2 separate regions of the Homo sapiens genome follow, and region 1 is linked to region 2. Evidence: read pairs that join two places in POLR2A ChIA-PET (ENCODE). Cell type or tissue: MCF 10A. All regions are shown on one strand.

The links. ChIA-PET counts read pairs that join two places held together with the same protein. Peaks named below come from ENCODE experiments on the same cell type or tissue, not always from the same donor. Only the 100,000 strongest peaks of a DNase experiment are listed, where the experiment ranks them.
Region 1: POLR2A ChIA-PET joins it to region 2 with 7 read pairs; 1 of 35 experiments calls an interaction of 5 or more read pairs at or near these places.

The regions. Positions count from the first base shown.
Region 1 is chr3:48,596,446-48,601,445 of GRCh38, reverse strand. UQCRC1 (ubiquinol-cytochrome c reductase core protein 1) reads left to right here. Exons shown (of 13, transcript NM_003365.3): 7 at 1-94; 8 at 328-471; 9 at 606-766; 10 at 879-964; 11 at 1,295-1,383; 12 at 1,736-1,811; 13 at 2,254-2,444. The coding sequence ends at 2,318. Among named protein-coding and RNA genes, the nearest start is that of COL7A1, 3.6 kb to the right of the region's middle. RefSeq lists an enhancer at 1-414. In MCF 10A, no CTCF peak of the experiment used is centred here; DNase peaks (open chromatin) are centred at 2,195, 2,565 and 2,945.
Region 2 is chr3:48,266,645-48,271,644 of GRCh38, reverse strand. ZNF589 (zinc finger protein 589) reads right to left here. Exons shown (of 4, transcript NM_016089.3): 4 at 655-3,730. The coding sequence ends at 2,859. Among named protein-coding and RNA genes, the nearest start is that of ZNF589, 28 kb to the right of the region's middle. In MCF 10A, no CTCF peak of the experiment used is centred here; a DNase peak (open chromatin) is centred at 3,094.

The sequences.
Region 1 (5,000 bases), 330 kb before region 2:
AGACCTCGCCCAGAAGCACCTCGGTGGCATCCCATGGACATATGCAGAGGACGCTGTGCCCACTCTTACTCCATGCCGCTTCACTGGCAGTGAGGTATGCTGCCTTTTGGGCAGGAGTAGTGCTCAGCTGGGGGCCTGTGGGAGGACCCCCATGTGCATGGTTATCCTGGTGACTCCAGAGATACCTCAGCAGTTGGGAAGGGGTTCTGTGGCTGCTGCATCACAGGCACACATGTTCACACACATACACCCTCTACCCACACCTGCCACCTTTTCTGTTCCCCTGGCAGTCTGGCTGTTCCTCAGCCTTGTCATGTACTGTTTCAGATCCGCCACCGTGATGATGCTCTACCTTTTGCCCACGTGGCCATTGCAGTAGAGGGTCCTGGCTGGGCCAGCCCGGACAATGTGGCCTTGCAAGTGGCCAATGCCATCATCGGCCACTATGACTGCACTTATGGTGGTGGCGTGGTGAGTGCCAGCGCGAGCATGGGACCTCGCCTTCAGGGAAGAGAGGGTGCTGGGGCTGTGTGCTCCTGTGCGTGGGGGTCACAGTGTGCGTTGAAGACAAGAGGGTGGGTGCTGACCACCTATCCCCCTGGCAGCACCTGTCCAGCCCACTGGCTTCAGGTGCTGTGGCCAACAAGCTATGCCAGAGTTTCCAGACCTTCAGCATCTGCTATGCAGAGACGGGCTTGCTGGGTGCACACTTTGTCTGTGACCGAATGAAAATCGATGACATGATGTTCGTCCTGCAAGGGCAGTGGTAAGTGGCAGCCTGGTATTCCTAGGTGGGATGGCGGCTTTAACCAGCACAGTGGGAGGCTGAGAGATGACACACTGGCTCAGAATGAATACCACCCACCCCCCCACTTTAGGATGCGCCTGTGTACCAGTGCCACGGAGAGTGAGGTGGCCCGGGGCAAAAACATCCTCAGAAATGCCCTGGTATCTCATCTAGATGGTGAGTCCTACAGCTCAGCGGGGAGGGGTAGAGTACATCTTGCCAGCGACAGCACCAAGGTGGCCACTGCTCCTAACTAACCAAGGTTAGAAAGGAAAACTTTGAAGACCACGCCATGCCCCATCACCCCACCCTTGGAGATGCAGGCAGGTGTGAGACAGGTCCACAGCCCATCACTGCCATAATAGGTGACCATAGAAGAGAGGGCTGTGATCTGAGTCAGCATGAGGTCAGGGAGGTCCTTGTCAACCTGAGGCTGGAGATTGTTTGTGTACCTGTGGGTCCAGGATTGGGCTGGGTGGACCTCTGAGCCTTCTCTCACCCTTAAAGGCACTACTCCTGTGTGTGAGGACATCGGACGCAGCCTCCTGACCTATGGCCGCCGCATCCCCCTGGCTGAATGGGAAAGCCGGATTGCGGTAACATGGACCCCTGGGAGAGGTTCTGGAGTCTTGGCCTGGCAGACACCTGGGAGGTGTAGGGTTGGGGCCTGGCATAGCGCAGCCTGCTCCTATAGGCATCCCTGGTGTCCTAGGCAGCTGTCACCTGCAGGGGTAGCATAGTGGGAGGGCAGGGCATAGGTGCTGATGGCTGTGGAGATGGGCGGGGCCCATGGAGGTCTATAGCAGGGATCCCTTCTGCCTTTCCTCTTTTGGGCTGGGGACAGCTGCATGCTGCCTGTGGGAGATCTCTGCTAGTTGGATGATGCTGACTGGCTGAGGTGGTGGCCAGGTGCCCGTTAGCCAGTATGCCCTCTGCCTCACCCTGCAGGAGGTGGATGCCAGTGTGGTACGTGAGATCTGCTCCAAGTACATCTATGACCAGTGCCCAGCAGTGGCTGGATATGGTAAGTGGCCTAGGGGGTCTGCTCTTTGTTTATTTCCTCAGGCCGTTCTCTTGGCCTCCCCTTCCACCTCTGCTCCCGCACTGCTGCTCAGCTTACAGAGCAGCCAGTTAAGGCCCCAAGCAGCTCTCCCCAGTCCCCTGGCTGCCAGGGAGTTCTTGCTCAGAAAACCTGTCCCAGCAGTTCCTTGACTGCCTGCCAAGGTGCCTTCATCAATACCCTGCACCCGTCAGGTAACGGGCACCTCCATGTGGGGTGGGGCTTCAAGGGCCAGAACATGAAGGGACAGGCTCAGCACCCCTGGGGGAATGTTCTCTCCTCTCTTTCCACTCAAAGCCTGTCTTGTGCTGCTCTGGGCAGCATCTCCGAGCTGGGTGCGGCACAGGGCCAGGTGTCCCTGTGCAGGCCAGGTACCCCACCCTGACGCTCCACCCTATCCCCACAGGCCCCATTGAGCAGCTCCCAGACTACAACCGGATCCGTAGCGGCATGTTCTGGCTGCGCTTCTAGGCGGGAAGCCTATGTAAGCAAGAGGGCAGGGCCGGGGTTTGTGGTCCCCCCCCCACCACAAACACAGCACTTCGGCTCCTCTAACCTGTGCCACAGGTGACCACCAATAAAATCCTCTGCTGAGAAGTGTGTCATCCCTCTTTTGGCATTGGCATGGAGTCCATGGGGCAGTAGATGGGGAGCAAGGACTTCCCTCTAGTTCTGTGGCTCCTGGATCCTCCTGCCTTCCCACAGGCTGATGTGTCCTCAGCCAGGGGCAAGCGTGGGGGTTGCAGCTGAGGCCGGAAGTCTTTGATGCCTACAGGGAGCTGAGCCCAGATGTTTCCACTCAGCCACTTAGGGGAGTTCCTCAGCCAGCTGGTCCCAAGATTGGGCTGTGGGAGTCCATAGGAAGTGTAAACCCAGCCTTTGCCCCTGTAGGAGTCCCAGCCTGGAATCCCTGCAGGCTCAGGTGGGAAACCCCTCACTGTGGACCTTGTGCCAAGTCACCCCCTGGTGGTCCCTGGTGGACCAGAAGGGGCCAAGGGGTGTCTCCAAGGATGCCTCTTGTGTGTGTTTACTCTGCATTCTGGGAGGAGGATAGCCTGGGGCATAGTGTTCTCATTTGGTTTCTAACTGCTGCCTGGACAAGCAGGGCAGGAATCCTTTGCCTCCGCTGACTCAGGCTCCAAGAATAGCCCTGAGCTCAGTGGGGCCCGAGCCCCCTCCCTCTACTACATTTGTCCCAGGCAAGTCCAGAGCTGCTGGCCTGACAATCCCCTCCCCATTTTCCTGAGGCAGCCAGGACCTGGTACAGCTCTTAGCTACCTAGTCCCTCTGTTATCTCTTTTGGCTCTGGTCCCCATGGTGGGTGCGCAGGTAGGCTGCTCCTCCTGCACCCCCCAGTGCTTCCACAGTCAGGTTCTCTGGGATCCCAGGGGGAAGTTGAAAGCGAGGGGCCCAATTTTCCTTTGAGGAAGTCGCTGCCTGGCAGTCACAAGCAGGGTGCTGGGACAAGGTCTTTTAGAAGATGGCTGTTCAGAAGTCCCCCCAGCATCGTAGCTTGGAAGTAGCCCAAGGAACCCTTGTATCACTATCACCCTGCCCCACTGCCTTTCCCTCACCATTGGTTGCCATACGTTGCCAATTCGGAGACATTTGTTAAGCACCTTCTACGGCCCGGGACTGGGGCATTGCGCAGATCATTCTACTTTGTGAACGGCTGGAGAGAAGATGCTGGGCAGCGCAGAACCCTGACAGGCCCAACCCTGGGTGCTCATGGAGGTGCAACACCCAGGCAGGGGAACAAGTGCCAAGTCTGTTGTCAAGTTTGAGCTCCTGGAGGATGGGGCTTCATTTCTAAGCCCAGCCTGGCCCTTAGAGGCTACAGGTGTGCTGGACACGAGAGCTTGAGTTGCTGGGAGTGGTCTGGTTCTAAGGGACCTTGCGTACCAAGCCAGGGACTCTGGTCTTTACCCTGGAGCCATGCTGGGGAGGTGTGTTGGAGGTTACTGTGAAGAGAAGTGACTTGGTCAGAGTTGAGATTCAGCATGGGGACTCTCAGGCCATATTTCTGTATCAGTCTTGGTGAGCTGTGCTGTGGCAGAACAGAGGTCATGGCCACACGAACTGGAGCCAGCTGTAGGGGACACAAAGAGGACTACATTCCCAGCAGGGCTGGGAGACGCGGAGGCACGAGTGGGTTGGAGGAGGGTAATCTTCCATAGTCCAGTGAGGAGTTTGGTGGTGTCCAGGGTACAGTGGGATGTGTGGGGCTGGGACCTGATAAAGAGGCCCTGGTTGGAAACAGATGGGGTGAGGTAGTGACTGAGGCCAGGGAAGGAAATGTTCAGGGAAAGCTTGGGAGGGAGAAGGATGTGCTCTGGGGGCTCCACCGCCCTGATGGGGTTGCAGGTAGGCACTGGCCTCGGGCTGTGCCCTAGGCTGTGTTCCTCCCAGGAGGCCAGAGCTGGGGCTTCAGAGGGCCACACTCCTGCTCGTGAGTCTCATAGAAGCTCCAGACGTGGAGTCATTCCAACCTTACTCCTACCTTCTCAACAGCCTCTCCCAGCACCCTTTGAGAGACCCTCTCACAGCAGCCTGTCCTTTCTTTTGGAGGCACCTCAATTCTGATGAGGTTTGCCTGAGCACCCACCCTCCCAGCTGGGCCTCCTGTCTCCCCTAAGACTGGCCCACGTGTGCACATATGTCTGTACCGTACTGTCCATGCCACTGGCCTGCTCTTGCCCGCCCTGGCTGCACGGGAGGAGGTGACAGTCTTAGGGGGAAGGGGCTGCCTGTGTGATAACATACCTGGTTCTCTGCAGCCCCCCACCTGGAGCACACCTTGCAGGGATGGGGGGTCCTGGGACATGGCTGAGGAGACCCTGACCTTGGAATAAGGTCATAGCACTATGCCCCAGGATAGTTTGGGGGGTCAGTAATAAGGGATAGAGCCCCAGCCTTCCTTGGGCAATAGGAAAGCAGGCAGCATGGATGGTCTTCACTGCCTCCAGCTCTGGCCACACCAGAGTCCTCGGGCTGTGGAGGAGTCCAGCCAGTGCTGTCCCCATATCTCCCTGTGGATCCCAGGGGAGGCTGTGGGGCCGGGCATATTAGAAGGGGCCCAGCAGCCTTGGTGAGTATAGATGTGCTTTCTGGGCTGCCCAGAGTTATTCAGGATTAGCAGGAAAAAAAGGGGGA
Region 2 (5,000 bases):
CAATCAGTGCTCTGTGTCTAGCTAATCTAGCGGGGACTTGGAGAACTTGTGTCTAGCTAAAGGATTGTAAACGCACCAATCAGCACTGTGTCTAGCTAAAGGTTTGTAAACGCGTGTCTAGCTAATCTAGTGGGGACTTGGAAAATTTTTGTCTAGCTAGAGGCTTGTAAATGCACCAATCAGCACTCTGTGTCTAGCTCAGGGATTGTAAATGCACCAATCAGCACCCTGTCAAAACGGACCAATATGCTCTCTGTAAAATGGACCAATCAGCAGGATGTGGGTGGGGCCGGATAAGGGGATAAAAGCAGGCTACCCGAGCCAGCAGCGGCAAGCCACTCAGGTCCCCTTCCATGCTGTGGAAGCTTTGTTTTTTCACTCTTCACAATAAATCTTCCTGCTGGTCACTCTTTGGGTCCGCGCCGCCTTTAAGAGCTGTAACACTAACCGCAAAGGTCCGCAGCTTCACTCCTGAAACCAGCAAGACCACGAACCCACCGGAAGGAACTAACAACTCCAGATGCGCTGCCTTTAAGAGCCGTAACACTGCTAAGGTCTGCAGCTTCACTCCTAAGCGAGACCACAAACCCACCAGAAGTTAGAAACTCTGGACACGTCCGAACATCAGAAGGAACAAACTCCAGACACACCATGTTTAAGAATTGTAACACTCACCGTGAGGGTCCACGGCTTCATTCTTGAAGTCAGCAAGACCAAGAACCCACCAATTCCAGACACATTAGGGTGGTAGGCCAGGCATGGGGGAGATCCTACATTCCAGGTACCCCTAGCCCTTCCCCTAAGCAGGCTAACCTTGGGGATTCCCTGGAGATCAACCACTTCCAGTGAGAGGGAGTGGACAAAAGCCTCTGGACCAGCCATTCCTTCTCTCTCTCCAAGTCCTTTTTCCTCTCTAGCATCAAAACCAAGCCTAAGTATTTTGAGGTTACATGAACATCTCTCCCCTTCTTTTCTGTGGCAGAGTCCCTTAGCAAATAGAGGCACTGGGGCCTGAGTGGATAGCTCTCCAAGGTACACTCATTGACACAGGGTATCAGGTAGGGCTAGCCCCAGCCCAAGGGAGTAAGGCAAACTGTCAGAACCTGGGCCATATGGGCCCTGGAGTGTGAGGAGAGACAAATGGCTAAAGGCCCTGGCACCATTCCTGGATGTAATTTAGCCACCCGAGCATGGCTAAAACACTGGGTACTGAGATTGGAGGATTTAAGAGGAGCTGTGTTTAAAATACCCTTAAACCTGGTATTGGAAGGCTGATGATGCAGCATTGCTAGATCCCTGTCATTGAAGGCCAAGGTGGCGTGGCTATGTTTAAGTCCTGAGTCTGAAGAACTTTTAGAGTGTGGTTAAAGAATCTTGGATTTGGGACTGGAGGGTTAGGAAGGGGACCTGGTAAAGGTGTCCCTCAGATTGTAGGGCTGGAGACTGAACTCTGAGTAAAATCTAAAGGTGGGGTAGGAGAGGAAACAGCAAAGGCTAGAGATGTAGAAAAAAATAAAGCAGGAGAGTGTCATGGAAGCTAATGGAAGAACACAGTTGCAGAAGGAAGTAGTCAGATGCAAAGACCATTCCTCCAAGGGGACCGTCACTTGACACCTCTGCTCTCAGAAGTTAGATCTCTGTCATCTTCACATCTAAAGGAATGTAAGGGGTCAAAAGACTGTCCCCAAAGCTCTTAGAACAAGAGTGGGGTGGGCGTACAGTGGATAGATTTGACTCCAAGTATCTCTTAAGGGGCCACTTCCAGCCAACACCTTACTCTCACTCCATGAAGGTTTCTCCCGAGTGTGTCCTCTGACACGTGACAAGTAATGATGTCCACGTACAGCTCTGTCCACATTACCTTACAAACAAGGCTTCTCCCTAAGCATTTCCGCTGGTGTGGCTGATGGCTGACTTGTTGCTAAAATCACATCCTCACTCCTTGCACCTCTAAAGCTTTTCCCCGAGTGTATCTTCTGGTGTATGATGAGCTGTGACTTTCTCCTAAAGCTTTGCCCACACTCCACGCATGCATAAGGCTTCTCCCCCGAGTGTATCCTCTGATGTAAGCTGAGAGTGGACTTGTGGCTAAAGTTTCGCCCACACTCGATGCATGCGTAAGGTTTCTCTCCTGTGTGTGTCCTCCAGTGTCTGTTGAGGAGTATCTTCCGGCCAAATCCCCGCCCACATTCCCCACACACATAAGGCTTCTCCCCTGAATGTGTCTGCTCGTGTGCGAGGAGAGTTGATTTATCACAAAAGCCTCGCCCACACTGGCTGCACACATAAGGTTTTTCCTTGGAGTGTGTACTCCGGTGGTAGTGGAGGGTTGACTGAGCTATAAAGCCTCGCCCACACTCTCCGCAGACATAAGGCTTTTCTCCTGTGTGTGTCCTCTGGTGTCTGATGAGCTGTGATTTCGTGATAAAGCCTTGCCCACACTCCGTGCATGCATAAGGCTTCTCCCCAGAGTGTATCCTCTGATGTACACTAAGAGCGGACTTGAGGCTAAAGTTTCGCCCACACTCAAAGCACGTGTAAGGCTTCTCTCCCGTGTGTGTCCTCCAGTGTCCATTGAGGACTATCCTCCGGCTAAATCCCCGCCCACATTCCCCACACACATAAGGCTTCTCCCCTGAGTGTGTTCTCCGATGTGATTTGAGCGACGACTTCTGGCTAAATCCATGCCCACACTCCTCACACACGTGAGGTTTCACCTCTGAATGTGTCCACTGGTGTAGGAGGAGAGTTGATTTAGCACGAAAGCCTCGCCCACACTCTCTGCAAACAAAAGGCTTCTCATCTGAATGTATCCTCTGGTGTGTGTTGAGACATGATCTCCTTACAAAGCCTCGGCCTCAATCTCTGCACACATAAGGCTTATCCCCCGTGTGAATTCTCTGGTGCTTAATGAGCTCTGACTTTTCACGAAAGCCTCGCCCACACACTGTGCACATAAACGATTTCTCCCTTGTGTGTGTCCTCTGATGTCTGATGAGGTATGGCTTGCAGCTAAAGCCTCGCCCACAATGGCTGCACACATAAGGTTTCTCCCCGGAGTGTGTACTCAGGTGGTTGCGGAGGACTGACTCAACTATAAAGCCTCGCCCACACTCTCCGCAGACATAAGGCTTTTCTCCTGTGTGTGTCCTCTGGTGTATGATGAGCTGTGACTTCCTGCTAAAGCCTCGCCCACACTCCCTGCACACCTGTGACTGCCTTTTGTCTGAAGATTTTTCTGCTGTGACTGCCTTCTGTCTGAACAGGTTTGACTTCTGGTTAAAAGCTAGTGCACACTCCCCAAACGTGACTGCTCCAAACCCTGGGGTTTCTGCCCTCTTGGAAATTCTGTCTACTTCCTCAGAGCTTGCATTCTGGGCTGGACTGAGCTGTATCTCTAATATTCTGTTGCCTCCCCAAGAGCTTATTGGTGGTCTCTGGAACAGGCTAGAGAAACCCACTAAAGCCCCCCTTTCATTTGTACTCCAAAACAAGGGTCTGACGCCTCCTTCCACTCGTTGATCTTCTGCTTCAGCCCCCCTGTGATTTTTATCAGAAGGATGTTGTGACTGTGGCTGATCCTCTGGGCAGGGATTTCCTGGGTGGAGTTGATTTCCTGCATGGAAACCTGGAATAGGATGATTGTGTAGCTCATCTTGGCTGAGGAACTGCTGACTGCCAAAGGCCAGAGGGCAAGAAGGGCAGGTATGGACTTCTGGCTTTGATTCTGCTGAAGAAAGAAAGTTTCCAGTCAGAAGAGTCATAGGAAGGGCTGACTGGGCTCTTGTTTTATGATAAGACCTGGCCCATTAATCATTCTCAATGATTAAAGTCTTTCTCCCCAAGATGTGCTGTGCAGGACCTATATTTTCATTCAACCTCTTCAAACTTTTGATTTGGAAATCATTTCAAATATACAGAAAAGTTGCAAGAATATGAATAATACAAAGGGCTGGGCACAGTGGCTCACGCCTGTAATCCCAGCACTTTGGGAGGCGGAGGCGGGCAGATCACGAGGTCAAGAGATTGAGACCATACTGCCCAACATGGTGAAACCCTGTCTCTACTAAAAATACAAAAATTAGCTGGGTGGAGTGACGGGCGCCTGTAGTCCCAGCTACTCGGGAGGCTGAGACAGGAGAATCACTTGAACCCGGGAGGCAGAGGTTGCAGTGAGCCAAGATCATGCCACTGTACTCCAGCCTGGCGACAGAGTGAGACTCCGTCTCAAAAAAAAAAAAAAATTCTTCTATTTATTAGTTAGGCAAGGGTCTTCAGTTAGGCTGATAAAGGGTCTGGCCTCCTGGATTACAAAAAGTTCATGGTTGTTTGTTATCTTCAGCTGGTTAGAAACAGTTGCAATTTAATTTTGATATTTCTTAGGAAAGTGCAGCTAAATGGTAACATTACTGTATTTGCCGACTTGTGGAAAACAGGGAAGAGCAGGTCTTGGATTGGAGGACCAAGAGCCAGCCTTCTTTAAGTCAGTTGTGCCTGTCTTCTCCACTGATGAATCCTCACTTCTGGTAGAACTTGGCATGTAATCTTCCTCTAGTAAATATCTACTTATGAGTGGGGAAACTCAAATGAAGGCTTCCTATGCACATTCTTCAATACTATTCTGTACTGCATTCTACATTGGGGGACATCGAGACTAAGTGACTCCTATCTCAATCCATCCTTTCTTCTCAAAGGAAAAGTCACAAAGAGCATTCCCGTATAGGTCATAAAGACTGTTCTCTCAGTGGAAACAAATGCTTATGGCATTATGTGATTATGGTAGAGGATAATTTTAGTATAATTGTAGATATTTACAACACTGAGGATGTCTGGATGCCTACTTGGAAGATTCTCTGTTGCGATAATATATAGAATAGATTCGGCTGTGGGTTTTTTTGGATTAAAGTAAAATATGTAATAAGTAAAAATGGAGTGCAGTGTATAATCTGAATCTAATCATGGGAAACAACAGGAACTTTTTTGTGACGGCGTTCACCATG